Linked DNA regions of Homo sapiens: all the other regions are linked to region 2. Evidence: read pairs that join two places in POLR2A ChIA-PET (ENCODE). Cell type or tissue: MCF 10A. All regions are shown on one strand.

What was found. Peaks named below come from ENCODE experiments on the same cell type or tissue, not always from the same donor. Only the 100,000 strongest peaks of a DNase experiment are listed, where the experiment ranks them.
Region 1: POLR2A ChIA-PET joins it to region 2 with 5 read pairs; 2 of 35 experiments call an interaction of 5 or more read pairs at or near these places.
Region 3: POLR2A ChIA-PET joins it to region 2 with 8 read pairs; 2 of 35 experiments call an interaction of 5 or more read pairs at or near these places.

The regions. Positions count from the first base shown.
Region 1 is chr10:28,730,764-28,738,763 of GRCh38, forward strand. No RefSeq gene overlaps it. Among named protein-coding and RNA genes, the nearest start is that of LINC01517, 8.9 kb to the right of the region's middle. In MCF 10A, no CTCF peak of the experiment used is centred here; a DNase peak (open chromatin) is centred at 4,398.
Region 2 is chr10:29,063,837-29,071,836 of GRCh38, forward strand. All of the region lies in intron 2 of LOC107984174 (a long non-coding RNA gene), which reads left to right. Among named protein-coding and RNA genes, the nearest start is that of LYZL1, 220 kb to the right of the region's middle. In MCF 10A, no CTCF peak of the experiment used is centred here; DNase peaks (open chromatin) are centred at 675, 1,035 and 3,545.
Region 3 is chr10:28,846,828-28,854,827 of GRCh38, forward strand. It overlaps C10orf126 (chromosome 10 open reading frame 126), which reads left to right. Exons shown (of 5, transcript NR_164114.1): 2 at 292-436; 3 at 1,389-1,539. Among named protein-coding and RNA genes, the nearest start is that of C10orf126, 4.4 kb to the left of the region's middle. In MCF 10A, no CTCF peak of the experiment used is centred here; no DNase peak of the experiment used is centred here.

The sequences.
Region 1 (8,000 bases), 330 kb before region 2:
CGCTCTGTTGCCCAGGCTGGAGTGCAGTAGCGCAATCTCAGTTCATTGTAACCTCTGCCTCCTGAGTTCAAGTGATTCTCCTGCCTCAGCCTCCGGAGTAGTTGGGATTACAGGCGCATGCCACCACCCAGCAAATTTTTGTATTTTTAGTAGAGATGGGTTTTCGCCATGTTGGACAGGCTGGTCTCGAACTCCTGACCTCAGGTGATCCCTCATCTTGGCCTCCCAAAGTGCTGGGATTACAGGCATGAGCCACCGTGCCCGGCCTGTTTGCTTGCTTGCTTTCTTTTCTTTTCTTTCTTTTCTTTTCTTTTCTTTCTTTTCTTTTCTTTTCTTTCTTTTCTTTCTTTCTTTCTTTTTTCTTTCTTTCTTTCTTTCTTTCTTTCTTTCTTTCTTTCTTTCTTTCTTTCTTCCTTCCTTCCCTCCCTCCTTTCTTTCTTCTTTCTTTTCTTTCTTTTTTTCTTTCTTTTCTTTCTTCTTTCTTCCTCTCTTTCTCTCTCTGTTTCTCTCTCTCTCTCTTTCTCTCTCTGTCTTTTCTTTTCTTTTCCTTTTCTTTCTAGACAGAGTTTCACTCTGTCACCCAGGCTGTAGTGCAGTGGCATAATCTCGGCTCACTGCAACCTCTGCCTCCCAGATTAAAGCAATTCTTGTGTGTCAGCCTCCCGAGTAGCTGGGATTATAGGCCTGCACCACCATGCCTGGTCAATTTCTGTATTTTTTGTAGAGATGGGGTTTCTCTATGTTGGCCAGGCTGGTCTCAAACTCCTGGCCTCAAGGGATCTACCAGCCTTGGCCTCCCAAAGTGCTGGGATAACAGGCGTGAGCCACTGCGCCCAGTCTTCTTGTTTCTATTGTTACAAGACTCATTTTGAAGGGTAAGGACTTTGCTTAAGATCTGTTTTGTTTTTCCCTTTCTGTTGTATTTATTTATTTTGTGACAGAATCTTGCTCTGTCACCCAGGTAGGAGTGCAGTGGCATGGATCTCAGCTCACTGAAACCTCTGCCACCTGGGTTGAAGCGATCCTCCCACCTCTGCCTCCCAAGTAGCTGGGGTTACAGGCACACACCACCACGCCCACTAATTTTTGTATTTTTCTGTTGAGACAGGGATCTCGCCATGTTGCCCAGGCTGATCTCGAACTTCTGAGCTCAAATGATCCTCCTGCCTGGGTCTCCTTAAGTGCTGGAATTACAGGCGTGAGCAACCTTGCTCAGCCTCAGTGGTATTCTTGCTTTCAGCACCACAGATACATTCATTCATTCATTTACTCTCTTAATTTACTAAGTACCTCAAATGTGCCAGAAATGGTTCTAGGCACTGGGGACACAGTGACCAAGACACATCTAATCTCTGCCTCTAGGAAATTATATTCTAATGGAAGGAGCTAAAAAATGAGTGAGCAAATGCAGTAACTGGTAAGTCTATAAGTCCTGCAGAGGGAAATAGGCAGAGAAAGTGTTGACCGGCTGGGCGTGTGTGTAGCCAGGAGAGTGAGGTTGCTATTTTAAGTAGGTGGTCAGGAAAGGCCTCGCTGATAACCTGTGTCTCACCAAGAGCTGAAGGATGTGAGGGAGTTGTGTGATGTCTGGGGTGAAACAGTTCCAGGCGGAAGAAACCCCAAAGGCACAGGCATTTACGTGGGAACATGTGAGGGGGGCCGGTTTTCAGAGCTCAGTAAGTGCTTAGGAGAGGCGTAGGGGACGCAGTTGGTGTGGGATGCTTGTGTGTTGCGAGGTAGATTATCAAAGGCCTTGTAGGCCTCGAAAGGGCTTGGTCATTTACTCTGAAGGAGGTGGGAAGCCTCTGGGGGATTTTGGATAGAGGAATGCCATGACTGACCTGTTATAAAAAGACCACTCTGGCTGCTGTGTTGAGAGAAAAACTGCAAGAGGTGATGGAAAGATTGGTTAGGAGGCTGTTAATAATCCGGGTGAGAGATGAGAAGGCTTAGATCAGCGTGGCTGGGATGGAGGTGTGAGAAGTGTTGGATTCCGATCTATACTTTTTTTTTTTTTTTTTTTTTGGGACAGAGTCTCGCTCTGTCGCCCAGGCTGGAGTGCAGTGGCTTGATCTTGGCTCACTGCAACCTCCGCCTCCTGAGTTCAAGCAATTCTCCTGCCTCAGCTCCCCAAGTAGCTGGGATTACAGGCACCCATCATCACACCCGGCTAATTTTTTGCATTTTTACTAGAGACAGGGTTTTGCCATGTTGGCCAGGCTAGTCTCGAACTCTTGACCTCAGGTGATCCGCCCACCTCGGCCTCCCAAAGTGCTGGGATTACAGGCATGAGCCACTGAGCCTGGCCTGATCTATTACTAAAGTAGAGAAAAAAAGATTTGCTGATAGATTGGATGTGGGCATGAGAGGAAAAAAAAGTGGAGGGAAGTTGGGTGTGCTGTCCCATTAAGTGGGGGACCCAAGAGAGCCATTCTCCTGACAAAATGAGTTTCTGCTGGCGAGCCCAGGGGACAGCAGTATGGTGCCCAGGAATAAGACAGGACCCACCTTTCTTACTACAGACTTCTTTCTAGGGAGCTAAGACAGGGTGGGTCCCCAGCTCTACAACTATTCTATCTATCTGTCTGTCTATCTATCATCTATCTATCTATCTATCTATCTATCTATCTATCTATCTATCTATCTATCTATCTAATCTATCATTTATATCTATTATCTATCTATCTATCTATCTATCTATCTATCTATCTATCATCTCATAAGTTAATTTTTGAGTATGTAATCCATTCACACCCAACAGGTATGGAAAAGAAGGGTATTTTTTCCTATGATTAGCTCTTTGATATACTTACTATTTTTATAATTCTTTCTTTCAAATTTATTTCTGCTTTTATTTGCTGTTTATTCTGCCTGCTTTTTCCTATGATTAGCTCTGTTATATACTTATTAGTTTTATAATTCTTTCTTTCAAATTTATTTCTGCTTTTATTTACTGTTTCTTCTGCCTGCTTTTTCCTGATTTAGATGCTTTATTTATTTCAATTCTTCTTGTATGCATTTAAGGCTACACATTTCCCTCGTAGCACTGCTTTGGATGTCCTTTGTGCATATCATATGGCTTCATTAGCTCTTTAGAATCATTCACAAAGCCTCTTCTCAAGGCATGAGCCTGTCACCAGGCTAAATCAGGACAGATTTAAGTCATGAACCAGGGTCAATGCTCATCTTGTTCCTCAGCCCTTACCTAGGGAGTTACCTGTGTGCTTCTCCTTCTGCCCTCAGGGAGAATTCTCTCTCAGGGACCTCATTGTCCTGTTAAGCCCATCAGATATATTTAAATGATTTTGAATAGCAAGGGGAAAAGATCTCTTTCTCTGCAAGAGTCTTCCTGTTCCTATGTAAATTCCTGGGGCAAATAGGTGAGTGGGCAGAAGAATTCTGTCCAACTCCACTCACAGCACTCATAGTCCAAATCCCAGTAGGTTGGGGTAGTGGCTGTTGAAGAACCCCACCTCACCCCTAGAGCTGCTGCCCATGTATCCTCTTGCACCTACATTATTTCATTTAAGCTTCATGATGATTTTGCAAGGTAGTAATTTCAATCCCCATTTTCACAGACAGATACAGGTGCTTAAGAAGATAAAACAACTTACATGTGTTTACACAGCAAGTGCCAGAAATGGGATTCAAACTCAGGCCTGCTTTCAAATATGGACCTCTTCCACTCTACCAGGATGCCGTCCCAAATTTTTTTTTTTTTTTTTGGTTTTGAGACGGAGTTTCACTCTTGTTGCCCAGGCTGGAGTGGTTTGATCTTGGCTCAGTGCAACCTCTGCCTCTCGGTTTCAAGCGATTCTCCTGCCTTAGCCTCCTGAGTAGCTGGGACTACAGGTGTGCATCACCACCCCTGGCTAATTTTTGTATTTTTAATAGAGACGGGGTTTCACCATGTTGACCAGGCTGGTATTGAACTCCTGACCTCAGGAGATCTGCCTGCCTTGGCCTCCCAAAGTGCTGGGATTACAGGCGTGAGCCACCGCACCCAGCCAACCTTCCCAAAAGTTTTAATACTCATGCTTCAGTTATGCAATTGTGTCAGGAAGTGATGCATCCTTTCTAAATTATGTTTTGAGATAATCAAAGCTTAGCCTTTTAAGCACCAACATTTTGTAAACTTTTGTAGACAAAAATATTCGTAGAATGTGTTACATATTTTTCACTTTCTTAAACAGAGCATGCTGGACAGATTTTAAACTTTGCTTGATGATTCATGTCATGTTTAAGAGCATCAATTATTATGTAATGCCATATTATAGGGAGTTTAAGTATCTTGCCCAAGGCTAGACAGCTGTTAAATGGGGAAACTGTTCAAATGCAGGCAGTCTGGCTACAGAGCCCATGTTCTTAGCAACTATGCTATCATGCCTCACCAAGTGCTCAAAAGAATTAGAGATCGCTGTGGGCTGGAGATGAGTCGTCCCAATAGTATTGGTTGCTCTGGCAAAGAGCAGGGAGGCAGAATCTGAAGCCATCCAGCAAACTTAGCAGGGGTGGAGATCAGGGTCCACTTTGCTGACATTTCAGAATAGAGAAATGCCATGTCATAGCAAAAGTCCAGGAAGAACCAGATCAGAGATAGAGGGGTGAAACAAAAAGTGGATATTGGCCAAGTGTGACTCATGCCTCTAATCCCAGTGCTTTGGGAGGCTGAACTGGGAGGATTGCTTGAAGCCAGGAGTTCGAGACCAGCCTGGGCAACATGATGAGACCCTGTCTCTATAAACAATTTTTACAAAGAAAATATTAGCCAGGCATGCTGGCATGCACCTGTTGTCCCAACTACTCAGGATCCTGAGGCAGGAGGATCGCTTGAGCCCAGGAGTTTGAGGCTGTAGGAAGCCATGATTGTGCCACTGCACTCCAACCTGTGTGACAGAGTGAGACCCTGTCTCTAAAACAAAACAAAACAAAACAAACAGACAAACAAACAAAACCCAAAACATGACTATCAAGGAATCTATGCATAAGAACCTGAGATGAAAATCACATGTTAGAGTTTCTTGTGGGAGGAGGAGTGCTGATAAATGGCACCTGTTTTTCCTGCTCAAGTTCTGAAAAACCTGACAGGTCCAGAGTAGCAGATGGGCCACAGTTCTCCTTTATTTTTGTTCAAGGTTAAATTGGAAGCCATAGCTCACTGCAAGAACCAAATGGACCTGTGAAGTAATTCCAAAATTCAACATACTTACCCCACACTCATGTAGGCACTGGACCAGGTAAAACTTACAGCATGGAGAAACAGAGGACTCTTGGTGCTTGCAGTTAAGTTCACTTCCAAGAGGGAAAAGGGTGTAGCTGATCCAAGAATGCCTATGACCATAAGAAGTACATTGCCCGATGTGCAGCAAGTCAGTATACCAACACTGAGGGTTGCAGCAGAGAAAGAGGTTTAATCGTAAGGCCGCTGAACAAGGAGACAGGAGGAAACCTCAAATCCACCTCCCCAAGGAGTTTGGGGCTAGGAATATACATAAATGCAAGTATAGGACTTGCATTTATATATATTTCTATATTCCTATATTTGCATATATGTATAATATATATATTATATATATAAAAATGGAAGTTAGGACTCTCTCTCTCTCTCTCCGTAGGTCTTGCCTTCCTCCCACCTCAGTCTCCCGAGTAGCTGGGACTACAGGTGTGTACCACCATGTCTGGCTAATTTTTTATTTTTTGTAGAGATAGGGGTCTCACTATGCTGGCGTGGCTGGGGGGCCAGGGATTTTAATGGGTTTAGAGTGGATTGAGCTGTAGGGATTTTTCATGGGTTGAAGAGTGCAGGGTGAAGTCATAGGATGGGGTGATGAAGAAGCTATTTTCATGCGGACTCGGTTCCTCTGTGGGGTCTTCAAACTGGTTTGTGTCAGCCGTTTCACTAGAATGCAGGGTCTGAAAAGCATCTTAAGTAATTCTTAAACAAAAGCTTTATGATTCTATCATCAGAGATCCTATCTACAGGAACAGTGGGGATGCAAAAGGTCTGTATCTGGTGCTATGTGACTTTCAGTTACATGGAAGTGGGCAAAGTGCAGCCTGATGAATGCTTAATTGTAACCTTATTTCTGTCCAGAACCTGCCATGGAATTCTTGTTAACCCTGTGATGATGGTTTCATGCCCAGTATATTCTTCTCAGAAAAGTGTTTCTACCTCCTCTTAGACAGAGTGAATAAGAGACGGTGAGAGGCCAGATGTTATATTAATGTCTTGATGGTCATCCTTTTCATGGAGGAAGCACCAGAAGTTCCCCTTGTGGAGTTCTAATTAGAGAAAAGGAGTTGGGCTGGTGGGACCAAAGGAATGCAAAAAGAAGCAGATAAGCTACAAATCTGCCCTTCTTCATGATCCAAGACACATAACCCTCCTGCACAAGTAACTTACAATCTTCCTGCACTCAGCTATCACCAGACCCTCAGCTGATAGAAAAATGCAAGTTAGCTCGCTGCAACCTTGGCAATATCAGTACTGCATAAAGCCCTCTTCAGCACAAGCACAAACACTATTGTTTAAAATCCCCAGCAAGCCTTTGTCTCCTGACAGTCAGCTCCTTTTTGCTGGCCTGCCTGTTGCTCCCCTGCAACGTATTTTTCTACTTCCTCTAATAAATCTGCCTTTCTTTACCTACAACTGTCTTGGTAAATGCTTTCATCACTGGCACCACTGGTCTAGATAGTCACCACTCATCCATGACACCCCTTACCTTATAGTGAATAGATTTTAGCTGTGTATCCTGTAACTTTTCAACCATACCATGGTTCGCTAGAATTGATAACACTTTTCAACCCTATCCCGATAGTAGTTGTCAGGAAATGCTAGTGAAAGAGTTTGGAATTAAACTAGCATTCTAGCCGAGCATGGTGGCTCACATCTGTAGTCCCAGCTAATAGGAAGGCTGAGGCAGGAGGATCAATTAAATCCAGGAATTCAAGGATGCAGTGAGCTATGATTGTGCCACTGAACTCCAGCATGGGTGACAGAGCAAGATGCCATCCCTAACAAAAAACAAAAGCAAAAGAAAAAACTGAGAGTCCAAAGATGTGTTTGATTTAAATAAGTAGAAAGAGCAAGATCATTATTCTAGACAGAAGGAAACAATTTGAGCCAAGAAATATTCATTCTGTATTTAGGGGACAAATACATGAGCTGACTAATTTGAAGAGTTTCTAAAAAGCTAAGTTTGAGCAAGCCATGCCTGGCGAAGAAGTTGAAGGTTTCCAGCGATCACATGTGGAATCAGATGGTCTGACTACTGAGCTTTCTATCTTTGAAAAAACCCTGTGGATGTATAAATGTTCTACAATTTTATGCCAGTCATTTGCCTGTTTGCTATCAGATTCATTCTCTACCCTTCCCTTGCTCTGGTCTGTATTGTAGGAAAATCATTTTCCAGAATTTCCATAATTGCCTTCTGGCTGGGTTTGGCCAATGGGAGGCACTGGCATGAGATTGGAGGGTAAGTGGTAGGAAGAGATCAAGGCACATTTTGTCCTCTCTTTCTGGCATCTCCAATAGTAATCATGTCTCTTCTAGGTTCCTGATCCCAGAAGATGTCCCTGCGGTGGTTCCACCTTCCACCAGCTTCTGCCAGATCCTGGACTCCAGGAACACTGCCCCCTTCAGGCCAACTTTTTGGACTTCCTCACTGTCTTCTGAGCCCCCAGGTCTTCCAACACTTTTGCAGCCACTTCCCTGTATTAAATGCCCTCTGTTTGAAATATCTAGAATAATTTTCATTTTCATGGTTGGACTGATTCACCACTTTCCCTCCCACTCAAATTCAGTAAGATCTACTATCTTATGACAGATATCTACCCACTCATTGCTTCCCGATGCAGACATAAACTTGGATCCCAGGCCGTGGAAGAGCAGGTCAAGGTTTGCTCCTTAGAATTGTTGCTTTGGTGACATGTGGAGAAGGATGGTGGTTGCTGAGACTAGAGGAGACTTGTTGAGAGACAATTGCAATGATTCAAGAGGG
Region 2 (8,000 bases):
CTGCTTCCAAAAAACAAAAACAAAAACAAAAACAAAAAACCCCCGAAATACTAGAATGTTAAGGGGACCTAGAAAACTTTGATTATTGACATCACTCAACTTCATCCTTGAAGAATGAGAAAGAGCTCAGCCTCCCTGAAAGGAAGTGACTGTTTAGATAAGGATGAGCAAAACAGAGGTACTGTTAGCAAGAAAGAAATGGGGCAATGCATATTGGAGAGGGACCCTAGAGCATAGGTCTCAATGGCAAAGTCAGTAATAATTAAAATGAATCATCAAAAAAAAGGTGCAAGTGCCCTGCCTTGGATTTTCCGTAACTCAACACCTCTGGATTCAGATCTGATTTCAACTGGAATCCATGTCATGGTGTGGTCTCCCCCACATTGACTCATAACTATAAGCTGAGTTTTGGTGAAGTGAATCTAATTTTCCCTTTGATTTATTTTATGATAAGCTTTCCCCACATTTTCCTGTAGTCTGAATTTAAAACAGTTTGTAAGAGTGTGATTAAGCAATGGATCAAGTCCACAAAATATTGGGCGATATAACACTTCATCCTTCTGGAAGTGCTTTGTAACTGCAGACACTTTTCCTGACTCACTATCTGTCCTCCTTGGGTCGCCACTGTTGTTCAAACTCTGCAAATCTTTGAACTGTCTGACTCCATACTTATCATTTCTGCCCCTGCACTCTCATTCTCTTCTTTTGTCTGAGAGTGGAGAATGTCTGAGAGATTGCATCACAGTCACGTTAACCCTTGGTACTGCACAGCCTAACAGGATAAGAAAGGTTCAGTCTGGATAGGAACTAGAGCAATCAGACATCTATTCATATCTCAACGTCCTTTTGTCTGAAGGATTTTGGTTTTAGAAAATTAATTTGTGCTCTAATGTATCAACTTGGCAAGTTAGAAATCTGTAAACCAAGGTAAACAATATTTTTTGCTCTATAAAATCGTACACGTAGACACCACAGAGTGCAACTTGAAGAGTTAAAAAGTAAAACCCAGTGAGCAGCAAGCAAACTGCCTTTGCTCCCATTTGCCTTAGGGGAGAAAACTTTTCATGGTAGGGATTGCAAAACAACCAACTAAATAACTTTTACATGATTAATGGGGTGAAGGTTAGACTAAAATGTGATGTCTTCCCTCCAAAAATTAGGAAGATTTTAAAAACTCTTTCCTTTATTTAGTACAAGGAAGGCTGCAGTTTTCATTTTATTATTATTTATTTATTTACTTATTTATTTATTTTTGAGATGGAGTTTTGCTCTTGTTGCCCAGGCTGGAGTGCCAATGGCGCGATCTCTGCTCACTGCAACCTCTGCCTCCCGGGTTCAAGCGATTCTCCTGCCTCAGCCTCCTGAGTAGCTGGGATTACAGGCACGTGCCACCATGCCCAGCTAAAGTTTTTAGAAGGAAGAGTGTATTTGCTTTAGAAGAAAATGAATCTAGCCTGGCACAGTGGCTCACACCTGTAATCCCAGCAGTTTGGGAGGCCAAGGCAGGGCGATCGCTTGAGCCCAGGAGTTTGATACCAGCCTGGGCAACATGGTGAGACCCCATCTTTATAAAAAAACGCAGAAATTAGCCGGGCTTGGGGTCACACATGCCTGTAGTCCCAGCTACTTGGGAGGCTGAGGTGGGAGGATCACTTGAGCCCAGGGAGGTTGAGGCTGCAGTGAGCCATGACTGCACCACTGCACTCCAGCCTGGGATATAGAGTGAGACCTTGTCTCTAAATGAAATGAAATGAAATGAAATGAAATGAAATGAAATAAAATAAAATAAAATAAAATAAAATAAGGGAATCTCCAGAATTTCAGTATTTTAGCAGCAAATATCAGGAGTATTAGCCAAATCAATGAAAACTAGGATAAATAACATATGTTTAAATTTTAAGACAAAGTTTTGATTATGGGAATTAAGAAGTCTGTGCTACTAACATATCCTCTGTGATTATAGGAAGGCACATTAAGGTACAAACTCATATCAAAGGAGGAAATAGACAAGTATGGAACAGACATAAAGACAGTTACATAGATGAAGGAAATATTGGGATGTTGATGTAGGAAAAGAACATGGTCCAGGCCTTCTTGATGTATTTTGCAAAGGTTCATAACAAGCATGCTATGCCTTTCTATCATTTGTGGTTACTTAATAAATGGTACATAGTTCATTCTATACATGGTTCAGTTCTTCTAAACTAATTTTTTGTTCTTTATTTAAAAACAAAATTGTAAGTTTGAAAAAAAAAAAGTACAAGTCTTCCAGGGGTGCAGAAATGGGTTGAGGCAAATGATTTTTGTAGCTGAGAATCTGGACCCTCAAGTTGGCAAACAAGCTAGTTGACATCAGATTGGGTGTATACAGGGCCTGCTCTTGTTTGTTTCTGTTCCAAGGTTACACAGATGCACTTATAAACTGACCAAGTAGTGCAGAGGGAGGAGGCCCCCTTTTAAAGATCCTTTTAAAGAAACTGCTTCTATATTGATCCAATTTTTTTAAAAGTGAAGAAAGCGATTATACCTTGGCTGGGTGCAGTGGTTCACACCTGTAATCCCTATGCTTTGGGAGGCTGAAGCAGGAGGATCGCTTGAGTCCAGGAGTTCATTCAAGACCAGCTGGGGCAACATAACGAGACTTCATCTCTATAAATTTTTTTGAAAAAATATAAACAGGTGTGGTGACATGCTTCTGTAGTTCTAGTTATTCAGGAGGCTGAGGCAGGAGGATTACTTGAGCCCAGGAGTTTGAGGTTACAGTGAACTATGATTGTGCCATTGCACTCCAGCCTAGGTGGCAGAGCGATGGCCTGTCTCTAAAGAAAGAAAGAAGAAAACTGTTATACCTGTTTTTTTTTCTTGGGATCCTATGTTTGAATTCATTGCCAACATTTTCTTACCAGGTAGATATAAAGCTTTTACAAGGTTATTCATGGCTATTTGAATACATCCTTTATTTGTTTCTCTATTCCCCTGTCCATCTTCTTCAGTTACACACCCTTCTGATCTCTCTTCTGTCTTGAACCCATGAACCCATGATCCTTTGATGTCTCTCCTTGATCCATGTCCCCACTCCAGATTCCAGAAGCTCATGCTGCCCTTTCACTGATAAAATGTTCCTTTTCAATCTCAACACTGCCATTACCATCCAGACAAAATGAGAATCAAATTTGTAGGAATACAGATATGTAAAGCAGAGATTCTTGGGGAGTTAAAGGGACTTTAAAGACAAATGGCAAATGGGGCGATAACATTTCCAAGCAAAAGGTATTCTTATTATATGAAAAGTTAACACAAATTAGCAAGGATAAGATCGACAACTCAAGGAACAAGTGGGGAAAATCTCTGCCAAAAAGCAGAAAAATTCAATAAGTGTATAGTTAATACTTTCAAGCTCATTTTCAGTCAATGGAATGCAAATGAAAGAGTGACAGCATTTTTTACATATCAGAATGTCAAAGGCTGAAAAGGATTATAATTACTCATGCTGGCAAGAGTGTGATGAAATGAGCATGTCGGGGGCGGCTGTTGGGAGCCTACATGTGTACAAACTTAGCCTGGGGCATTATCAAAGCCTTCAACATGTTTCTGGTCTTTGAAGTAAGAACACTTCCAGGATTTTATCCTAAGGAAATAATTAGGGAAGCATGCAAAAACTTTTCTGTGCCGGGATGTTCTGTGCAATGTTATTTGTAATACTTGAAAAAATGGAATCATTAGCTGCACAATATTAGAAATCTAGTTAAATAATTTATTTTTATAAGAGAATCTAGTTATATAATTTATTTTATATAAAATCACATTGTCAGAGACTTCTTGATTTATGGGGCAGGATCACATTATATTAAGTGAAAATTGATGTGTTTTGTGACAGCGTGAGGTGCGAAAGGCAGAAATGGGTTTTAGAGTCAGATGACAGGTGTTTGAATTCCAACCTTTTCACTGATCGGCAAATTAACTTGGAAAAATTACTTAACCTTTCTGAATCTCAGTTTCCTCATCTGTAAAATGGGGATAATATGTTAACAGGCCTGTTGTAAGGTTTAATTAAGAGATTGTATGTAAAGTGCTTTGCCAAGGACCTAACATGTAGAAAACATTCAATAAATCAACAATGCTATTTAAGTCACCCAAATGTCACTGAGACTCATTAGGCTATCTGTAATATGTAAATGACTCTCATTAACATCAGTATCAATAAATTTATGTCCTTGCCCACCACTTGCTCACACAGGACCTCTGATGCAACTTGTAAAGTACACTCTCCTCTGAATATTTCAGGGAGGCCCCCAAGTACACCTAAATTAGTTTCTTATTTTCACCAATCAGCTTCTGCTACATTGTTTCTTGCAGATTTCAGCCATTATCACTCATTCATCTCTGTGTGTGAAATACCTATGATTAAGCAGCTCTGTGTTACCCAAATATACATTGATGCATCCTGGCCCATTTTCATGGATTTATACCTAGCTGAGGGGAAGAGAAAACAAATATTTACAAATGAATATATATATATATATATATATTGTATTGAGTGGGCTAGGCTCAGTTGTCTGGCGAGCCTAGGATTTCTGCTCCTATTTAAGTTGGGCTATTACAAAGCTGATGGGAGGGTCTGTGGCTGTTGGAGGAGCCTGTCACTGTGGGCTTCACTGTGGGAGGGTCTGCCTGAACAATAGCTGTATCTGTAAGTCTTTTCTTTTGGTCTGGTCAGATTCTGTTCTTCTATTTGGATGGCAAGTCTGGGCCTTAAAGCTGAATGTGTGAAGAAAGCTGTGGGTTTTTAACATTGAGAAGGGTTCCCCAGGTCTCAGCTGAATTTTTTTTTTTTTTTTTTTTTTTGAGACAGTCTCACTCTGTCTCCTAGGCTGGATACAGTGGCACAATTATGGCTCTCTGCAGCCTCAACCTCCCGGGTTCAGGTGATCCTCCCACCTCACAGCCTCCCGAGTAGCTGGGACCACAGGCAAGCACTGCCATGCCTGGCTAATTTTTGTATTTTTTTGTAGAGGTGGGGTCTTCGCTATGTTACCCAGGCTGGTCTTGAACTCCTGGGCTCAAGCCATCCTCCGGCCTTGGCCTCCCACAGTGTGTGAGCCATTGCCCCCTGTCCCCCAGGTCTCAAGTGATTTGATGTCCCTTCAACTTTCACTCCATGCAGAGAATAAACCTGCAGTGTTCCGCAGGATAGGAAAAAGACGGTTACTTAGCTGTATGTGATGAAAGAGGGAATCTGCTTTTGTGTCTTAACCACTTTTAACCAATTCTTATTTCAGTCTCTCCTTCACCCCCACTCCCAGAGGTACGTGGTGCTATCATTATCAGAGCCATTGTGGGGGCGTCTTCGGTGCAAATGTGGTTATCTTCATCTTTCTCAGCAGGAGCTGAGGGTTCAGCATTCTTTGGTCTTCGGAATCAATCTCCAGTCATTCTTTAACTTTTCCACATGCAAAGTTCAGTTGCTATCATCTCCTTTCCCAACCTTGTGACCCTTTAGAAAATTCCCTTCTGTCAGGCTAGGGGTGTTTTAGGAAGGAACAGAGTTAAATGTATATTTTTAATTCACTATCTTTAACCTGAAGTTTAGATCTTAAAGATTTTTGAAAAGTTGGTTGGCAGAGGTGGCTGGTGAGTTTCCAATGAGGGGGATTTTTGTTTGTTCCATTGCATATTTAACTGGAGAGGATATTCCAGAGCCTTCGATATGCCGACTCTGCCTGGTATGTTGTGATGGGACAGAGGAAAGAAAGTGTCTCTTCCCCTTCTGAATTAGGCATGTTTACAGCAATTTAGTGGGACATGTCTTTTGAGTTTTACTTACAGCTGTCACCATTGACAAAGGATTTCAGAGGAGTTGCTGGGGGATGGGGACTGAGAGAAAATTCAGGTGATAGAGATCATGATTCTGGCTCATTCTATCCGGCTACTTTTTTCCTTAGGATTTTCCAAGACTTGTATTCCTAGTTTCCCAGATTCAGTGGGTCATACTTGAATCCCCAGGATGGACACAATTTAGGCTGGGGCTGGGATTTCTGCTGCATTTATTTATTGAAAAGGAGACTTTCAGATTATTTAACTAACTCCTCCATTTTACATAAAAGCAATCTGGGGTCCAGAAAGTTTCAATGACTTAACTAAGGTCGCAACTTTGAGCAAGCAGCAGGATCTCATGACTGGAGCTACAATCAAGGAATTATAACACACATTGAAATTCCTTAAGAAAATGGTATTAAGGAAACAAGGGACATTATCTCACTACATAAGATAGGAAAGACAGGAGGAAATTTGCTTAGCCAAACCTAACTTTATAAAGGTAATACCCTGAAACGTGACCTTTGTATCCTCTCCTGTTCCTTACAACCAACAATGAAATCTTAAGACAAAATGACTCACATTTGCCAAAGGCTGAGAATTTCAGTCCCCCAATAATACTGGAAAAATGGGGGGTTAAAAAGCATCATAGTCGCTCTGGGTGCAGTGGCTGACGCCTGTAATCCCAGCACTTTGGGAGGCTGAGGTGGGCGGATCACCTGAGGTCAGGAGTTCAAGACCAGACCAGCCTGACAAAAATGGAGAAACCCCATCTCTACTAAAAGTACAAAAATTTAGCCGGGCATGGTGGCACATGCTTGTAATCCCAGCTACTCAGGAGGCTGAGGCAGGAGAATCGCTTGAACCTGGGAGGCAGAGGTTGCGGTGAGCTGAGATTGCCCCATTGCACTCCAGCCTGGGCAACAAGAGCGAAATTCCACCTCAATTAAAAAAAAAAAAGCATCATAGTTGCTTAAGCATCATAGATGCCCAAAAAGCTTCAGAGTCGAGGGTATTTAGGACTCTTCAAATCTAGTTCCCTTTGAGCTCTTCCCATCTCCTCATTCTTTCTGATCATCCATCCATGGTTATCCATTTATAGTAGCTATCCTTTATTTGCATTTCTCTGTTCATTTTCTTCCAGCAATAGCTCTCACTTTTACTGTGGAGTTCACCTCTGCTTCCTTTCAGCCCAGGCTGCCTGGGTGAGCTTGTAGTTCAGGTGCTCCTGGCCTCAGAGGTTATTTAAGAGCTGGGCATTTACTATTCCAGAGGACTCCTTGGGACTTCCACTGGGAAAGGTAGGGCCAAGAAATGAAAAGAGAGAAACTTCATGCTGCTGACTTTATTTATGCTGCTGACTTTATTTGAGCTCTGGAGCAAGCCAAATTGGAAGCCAGAATACTTGTGAATGATAATGTAACATAGATGTATTACTCGGTTTTCATGCTGCTAATAAAGACATACCCAAGACTGCGCAATTTACAAAAGAAAGAGGTTTAATGGACTCACAGTTCCACATGGCTGGGAAGGCTTCACAATCATGGCAGAAGGCAAAAGCTACGTCTCACGTGGCGGCAGGCAAGAGAAGAGAATGAGAGCCAAACGAAAAAGATTTTGCCTTATAAAACCAAGAGATCTCATGAGACTTATTCACTACCACAAAACAGTATGGGGAAACAACCCCCCTTGATTCAATTGTCTACCACTGAGTCCCTCCCACAACATGAGGGAATTATAGGAGCTACAATTCAAGATGAGATTTGGGTGGGGACACATCCAAACCATATCCATGGATTAATAAATATAACCTCTGTTTTCTTTCTTGATCCAGTGTCAACAGGGCAGAGTGGTTTGTGTCACTTGCAAGGAAATTCTAACTGTTAAATTATTAGCACAAACACGCATGCATACACACTAATGTCTTGATAATATATTACTTCTAAGGGACAATTTAGGCTGTTTGCAAATGAAGAGAGAGATTTTCCTAAATGCATAATGTCCCCAAGCCTCTGCCTGCAATGGGAACAGAGCTTTACATCATGAGACAAAATGCTGACTCCCTACTTGGTTCATCTTCCAGCTTCTGAATGTGTCCCCAGTAGCTACAAATGTGTAGGGAATGTGGCCTTTTGGTGCAGTTTTCAAGCAGAACCATCTGCTCCACCAATGGCCACCTCATGGCA
Region 3 (8,000 bases), 220 kb before region 2:
GAGTGAACATCATTCTTTTTTCTTTAACTCACAACTTTACAAGGTATTTGGAGAAATATAAGGGAGAGATAGTTTCTGTTTCTCACCTCTTTAAGCAATGTCCTCTTGTATACCAAATAATATCTTCCTGTGGTTAATGATATGAGAAACAGAATGCCTCTCCAGAAACCTTTTCACATCCCAGATTCAGAGTTCCTGAGGCCAGAATCTGATCTGACATATTTTACTACTTAGGTAAATCCTTAATCTCAAGAGTGATGAGAGTGAAGTCTTTTTATGTTTGTTTTTTAGAGATGGGCCTCTTTCTGTCGCCCAGGCTGGAGTGCAATGGTGTGATCATAGCTCACTGCAGCCTCAACCTCCTGAGCTCAAATAGTCCTCCTGCCTCAGCTTCCTGAGTTGCGACTACAGCCATGAACCACTGCATCCAGTTCAGGTTTTTTGTTTGTTTGTTGTTTTCCTTAAAAAACACTAGTGATTCTATTTTGATTCTGACAACTTTCATAAGGTCCAGGGACAAAATAAATGTGTTATCTCTTGGGAGGAGATGGATTTATAAGCCCATGGGCACCATTCAGAGGCCATATGCCCTGGAAGCACTGAGGAATGTGCTCAAAGCAAACCCTTGGGTCATCCTTGACTCTTCTTTTGCTCTCACATCCACATCCAATCTATGAGGAAATTAACTTAGCTCAGGTAGTTTAAAAATCCATCTGAATGTTGCGGCCAGGCATGGTGGCTCATGCCTGGAGTCCCAACTACTCAGGAGGTTGAGGCGGGAGGATTGCTTGAGCGCAGGAGCTCGAGGCTGCAGTGAGCTATGATCATGCCACTGCACTCCAGCCTGGGCAACAGAGCAAGGCTCAGGCTGGTCTTGAACTCCTGGCCTTTAGTGATCCTCTTGCCTTGTCCTCCCAAAGTGTTGGGATTACAGGCACGGGCCACTGAGCCCTGCCTAAAACGTTCAATGTCAGTGACTTGGAAGAATGTTCTGGTGGACGGGAAAGCCCCGGATGGAGAGAGGATTCAGGCATTTGAGAGGTCAGAGAGAAGCAAGGTATCCAAGGACAATGGAATTGGCTGCTTGTTGCTCAATTGAATTGAGGCTCTACATTAGGATAATGAAAAGCTGTAGGCAGTTAGGGAGCAATTGAAAGCCACTTGTGAAGGCCTGAGGGCCTCCAGGAATGGGGCCCATATTCACTCCATTCAGTGTAGAAAAAGCAGAAGACCAAACTATGGATTTAATAGGCTTGCCTAGCTTCAAAGATGATTATCATTACACAAAGATCAGAGCACTGGTTGGGAAAACATGGAGCTCTTGTGCACGGGATGGGGACATTTGGGTGGATGCCTCCAAATATTTTGAGCTCTCAAACTCTTCTAAGCCCTCAGAGCCTGCAGAGGTGGCTCATCCTTCCCTGTTATGATCTGAAACTACCCATATGGGCCAACACCACAGAGTTCTGTCCCCACGGGCCAAGGAGGGCTTCTCAGGATCCTCAACTTCTTGCCTGGTTGCCAGACCAATCACTAGAGGTAAGTCGCAACATCACCAAGCCAAGAATATTATGGCAACACTGATGAGCTAGAAAGAGACTGTACCTCCCTCAAACTGTGAAAAATTCACCCCCATGTACTAGAAGGAAGGAACTGGATTTTGAAGGCGCTTGATCAAGGAGGCAGGATAAAGGAGAATACAGGAATGTGAGGGCATTTTCTCAGGATATGGGACTTAATGCTTGGCAAAGACCCTAGAGGATGGTGCAGACTTGCTGCTTGGGTGGTTCAACAAGCCTGGAGATAGGTCCATGCTGAGCGGAGCTGAAACAGATTTTTAAAGGCTCAGGGAAGTGAACATGCTGGTATATTATGGCGATCAGAAGACCCATCAGAGGATTATTATGCCCAGGGAGGTCTGGAGAACACAGCATTCACCAAGCCATTGGGAAATTAGCTGAAGGCTTTCCTCTGCAGACCACAACTGGTGGTGTGAAAGGCTGTTGTGGAGTTGAATCCACAGAGAGTAGTGATGATGGGGTGAAACAGATGGGAATCTTGTGAGGATACTTCTCAATACATCTAATCAAAAGATAGCCAACACAGGCCAGGCGCAGTGGCTCCCACCTGTAATCCCAGCACTTTGGGAGGCCGAGGTGGGTGGATCACTTGAGGTCAGGAATTCAAGACTAGCCTGGCCAACATGGTGAAACCCTGTCTCTACTAAAAATACAAAAATCAGCTGGATGCGATGGTGTGCACCTGTGGTCCCAGCTACTTGGAGGCTGAGGCAGGAGAATCACTTGAACCCAGAAGGTAGAGGTTGCAGTGAGCTGAAGTTGTGCCACTTCACTCCAGCCTGGGAAACAGAGTGAGACCTTGTATTAAAAAAAAAAAAAATCCAACAAGGATGCCCAGGAGGCTGAGGGTGTTTGCTCTATCAAACATTTGCAATTCCTTGTCTAGTACCTGGAACCTGAGGCAGTTTTCAGACCTGGAATCCCCCAATAGAAAGGGTGGCCATGTTCCCAGGATGAAGGACCCAGCAACACCACACCAAGTCTATGGGTATAATTCCTTTTGTCCTTCCCCAAAAGACATTTATTCAAGTGACTCTACTCTGGGGAAAAACTCCCAGATGTTTTGAAGATTACTGGATGCCCTGCAGGGATGGATGGAGGTAGGCATTGAGGTGTGCAATGATTCAGATCTTCACTGGAGAAAGGACTTACCTGGCAGCTTCAAGGAGTGTAGCCAGCCGACAGCTTCCAGCTGCAGCACCTGGAGGATCTGCTTCAGCTTTTCAACCAAGACCACACTTTTTCTGGGCAGCTCCCAGCCAATACCGGCACCATGGTGGTACCAAGGCCGTGTCTGTCCAACACAGGAATCCTCTTTGCTCCAGAGCTTCCCATCATGTTGGTCAAATCCGTGTCTGACCCACCAAAATCTGAGGCTCTCTCTTGTCTATCTTGTTTTCTACCCTTTTTCCTTTTGTAAGTGTCAAATCTGCATCGTGATCTGAAGGCTTTCCATGCTTGGGCAATCTTGATATTTCCTCTTACGCTTTTTACAAATATTACCCCCCACCCCAAATCTCTTGCACTTCTAAATCAACCTCATTGTCTGCTTTCCTTAGGATGCAACTGACATGATGCTCTGGTCTGCTGGGTTGTAGTCTGTTTAGCCACAGATAAGGCAGTCGGGTGCGGTCAATGGCTTTGCAGAGGCTTGCTAACACATGGAAATGTTTATGCACATTTAAAAAGTTGATTCACAAAGTAGTACCAGATTTTCTCATTACAGTATTTTAATGCAGGGGCTCTTACAGTTAAAATATTCTGGAAGTTAAGTAGGAAAACTACATTGAAGATAAATCTAAGTTAATTACAGATGCAAAATTTTTGTTTTAAATGTAAGCATCTACCCTACCTCCTTCAACCAGAGTTAGGCTGGGGTTCTGTGAATTGCACACAGACGTTTCTTGCTTGTTATGGAATTTGCTTTTTGTATTTCGGAAGCAACTACATTCTGGGCAACAAAACCAAACTGGTCTCACATTTAGATTAAGCACCTTCTATGGCTGAGCCACTTCCTCTTGAATATTTGATAGTCACCCAAAATTAAGGACAGTGGTGGATACATTCTTCGCCTTCTGTTTCAACACTCTCTTGCCTTTCTTATTACCTAGTGCTATTTGTGGCACCGCAATCATATATGTTTACTAGGTTTAGACAACAACAACATCTTGGCTGCCACTTAAAAAAAAATATTTGAGATCCTTGACAACAGCTCAATTCCTTGGACTTAGGAAGAGGTCACACGGCTTCTCACAATGGCTGAGACAAGGGTGGGAGTGGGAAGGTCTTTCCGTTTCTTCATCCAGGCACTTAGTAAATAAAACCAGTTCCTCAAAATAGCTTTTATACAAAGAACATAATCTTTTACCTAAGATTCTTTATTTGGTTTTCCATCATCCAGTCTTTTCCTTTTTTCTCTTTTAAAGCTCGAAGCCCATGGACTTTGAGATTTGTTGCATCTTTATCCACAAATCTCCTCCCTTTAATAACCAGTCTTCTCAGAACTTAAATTCCATCAAAGCCAACACCTTCAATACACGCGGCCCATTTTTCTTCTTCGGATGCTGACTAGACCGTTTTCCAGTCATTCTCATTTTATCAATATCTCCTTCAATCTTGAGATTCCTTCTTAACCATTTCCTTCTAAAGGTCTATTCTAACTGCCTCCAAATGATTTCTTCTTCTTCGTCATTATCTTAATGCTTCCTTAGCCATGAGCTTGTTTGTACAAATGTAAAGATAAATGGTGACTGGCAGAATGCCTGTGCTTGAAAGATACAAACGGGCATATTTGCCAATTTCTTCTCTCTTATAGAACTGTGGTCAAACTACTCCGCCTTCATTACAATCACAAATGTGTGAGACTGAAGGAGAGGCCGAACATGCCTGTAATCTTGGCATTTTGGGAGGCTGAGGTGGGAGGATCCCTTGAGCCCAGGAGTTTGAGACCAGCCTGGGCAACATGGCGAAACCCTGTCTCTACAAAAAATACTGAAAATTAGCCTGGCATGGTGGTGCATGCCTGTGGTCCCAGCTACTCAGGAGGCTGAAGTGGGAGGATCACCTGAGCCCAGGAGGTGGAGGCTTCAGTGAGCCCTGATTGCATCGCTGCACCCCAGCCTGGGTGACAGTGAAACCTCGTCTCAAAAAAAAAAAAGAATAAAGGAGAATATTCAAAATCACCATCTGAAATTTGAGGATTGAGGGACTAATTTGGCTACTTTGTAATTGTTTTATTATTATTATTATTTTTTGGGATGGAGTCTCTTTCTGTCCTCCAGGCTGGAGTGCAGTGGTGCGATCTTGGTTCACTGCAACCTCCGCTTCCCGGGTTCAAACGATTCTCCTGCGTCAGCTTCCTGAGTAGCTGGGACTACAGGTGCACGACACCACACCTGGCTAATTTTTTGTATTTTTAGTAGAGACGGGGTTTCACTGTTAGCCCGGATGGTCTTGATCTCTTGACCTCGTGATCCGTCTACCTTGGCCTCCCAAAGTGCTGGGATTATAGGTGTGAGCCACCGCGCCCCACCTGTGATTTTTATATAGTTGTTTGCTGTCAGAGCTAAGGATTTTACTGGAGTTAACAAATAACTATGCTATAAGTAACAAAAATGCTGAGCCAAAGACGTGCTAATACTTTTCCTGGTATTAGCTGGTTTCCCCTTGAGTTAGAACATACCTATGAGAACACACAGAAGGAAATCTCTCAAAATGTAATTGACATCAAGCTATTTATGTGTACCTGTTTGCTTATCATCCATTGAGCCAGACATCTGACATCTTTGTTGCCTTTTTGTTTCTAGGTCTTGGTACTGTTGACATTTGATAAATGTTTATTTCTTGATTTTAATTCTTAGCTTTTGTTTCATTTAATACTTTAGTTCTTCACACCAGAATTGTCTGGAAGGCAACTGGAAGTTTAACAGAGATAAAGGAAATCGAGATCACAGTATATTCCTCATAGTTCTAACATCTGCATTTCAGGAACAGAAGACAAACGTTTTAAATGTTTTGCCAACTGCAATTAAACAAAATGATCAACTCCTTATCATGAGACAGTTCAGGGATGTATGTCTGCAATTCACACATTTCATTTCCTAGCTTGTTCTTCTTTCAATAAAGAGGTCACAATGGGAGTGACTTTTAGTCTAAGTAATAAACGGTTTACCTTTGCCTTTGTGTCTCTTGTAATAATTGTTGCATTGGGTAAGGATTAAATGTGATATGTGCGTTGTGATCTGCTTCAGAACAGGAGAGGAAATGTGTTGGTCTTCCCCAGGATCACCTCTGTGAGCCACTTAAAACTCTAGTAGACAGAGCACTGGAGAGTGTCCCCCAGAGAATTGTTTTAACTGGCGATCTGCCTGCCCACCATCTACCCCTAAATCCTAATGAGACTAAATAGTCTTTTGTTTTTATACGTGTGTAGAAGCTATTCCAAAGCTTTTTAGATTTCATTGACTAGTAAATTTCCAAAAGATATTTTTGAAGCCTTGCTTAAAGTTTTTAATATTTTTATTTTCTCAGGTAAAAATAGTTTTTTAAAAGAGATTGTCAAACAGATTTTTTTTTCCCAGAAATATTTACTGTAGCAGATATTCCTCTCTCCTCCCTTTTTGGCAAAACTTTAATTTCATGTGGGAGTTTATCCCTTTCCCATATGAGTTAAAGTTAAATCTTGACAAGTCGAAGCCTCTAAGTCAATATCCTTGACAGTGATTGGCTTAAGGGGAGGCATGAGATCCTTTTCTGGACTACTATGTACATGGGAAGATCTGTTAGGGGTTTATGCTGGTCTGTTTCCATTTGTCCCGCTCCATCCAGAACTCATCTGTCTTTTTCTGCTTTTCTCTGTGCCCCAGGAGGTTGACCTCTAAAGATTGCACTGTGAAGTCTTCCTTGTCCTCTGGCATTCCACTGGATTTGGCTAATGGAGGCATTGCTAGGAGGGCAGAGTATTCATAATTCGACCTCAGACTCCCTTCCTTCTGGCTGCGATCCAGACAGTAGCCACATTCCTCTAAGGCACAGCTCCCGTGTCGGGCAAGCTTTCTTCCTCAGCTACAGCTCTCTTTATGAAGGGTGGAAACTTCCTTTCTCCTTTCTCCTTCAGGACCAGAAGCAGGGTGGACTTCCTGCTATAATCCTTGGCACTTCACCTTTTCTCCTTGGTTCTCTTAACTTTGCTCGCTTGCAGTCTTTAAACAGCCCCTCCATTAAATTCACTTCTATTAAATTCTCTAAGAGTGCAAGCTCTTCCCTGCTCAAACCTTGACTGATATAGGGGGCTTCGAGGAATGGTTCTTGAAAAGACTCACAGAGGAGGAAGACACAGTCTCTCTTGTACTGGAGGTCATTGTGTCAGCAGGTGACCCTGGGACCTTGGAGGCAGCCATTTTGAACAATGAAGGGATCCAGATGAGAGAGACCAACATGTTGTGGCTAGCAGAGTCAAAAAATGGAAGGGGAGTGTGTCCTTGAGGCCACTGTGCCTTTGAATGAATCAATTTTGGAGGTGCCCTGAAAGGGGACAGTGTGCTCTATGATCTAGTACACATTCCTGATGCTTTATGTCACTTTGAGCAACAGTCTTGTGTTCTGTGAAGCTGAACAATTTCTCTCTCACCTTTTTGAGATGGGGTCTTGCTCTGCACCCAGGCTGGAGTGCAGTGGGGTGATCAAAGCTCACTGCAGCCTCAAACTCCTGGGCTCAAGTGATTTTCCTACCTCAACTTCCCCAGTAGTTGGGACTATAGGCATGTACTGCCACACCCAGCTAATATAAAAAAAGTTTTAGGAAGAGGGATCTCGCTATGTTGCCCAGGCTGGTCTCAAATTCATGGTCTCAAGCAGTCCTCCTGCTTCTGCCTCCCAAAATATTGGAATCGCAGGCGTGAGCAACCATGGCCATCGGAAAGTTTCCTTGAGTCTGATAAAGCAAACCCACAGGGTGCAATAACAAAACAATGGGATAGGTGTGGGGGAAATGTACTTAAATAGAGTGAACAGAGATACATCTAAAGTGACTTGAACGATGAGAAGTTCAATGAGAGATGAGCAGGTGGGAAAACAAACTATCACTACCACTTCAGAAAGAAAAGGGACATTTAAACTCCAAATATGCAGACAGAACATAAACTGAGAATAAATGGAAGGGCTGGAAAGTTAAATGGAATATTAAGGACATTACTTTTATTTTTTCTCAATGTTTGGTAAGCAATGGTGTGTGGGTGTGTATGTGTGTGTGTAGTGTCTTTTTCCATGGTTTATGGCTTAAAATAAATTTTTTGGTAGAAATTATACAAAGCACTCATTGCTGCATGCATATGTAACAGGGTGGCATTTAACCCAGTTTAGGCAATGGGGCAAAGTCAGTGAAGGTTGGTGCCAGGATCCTGTACCTGTAAGACTGAAGTG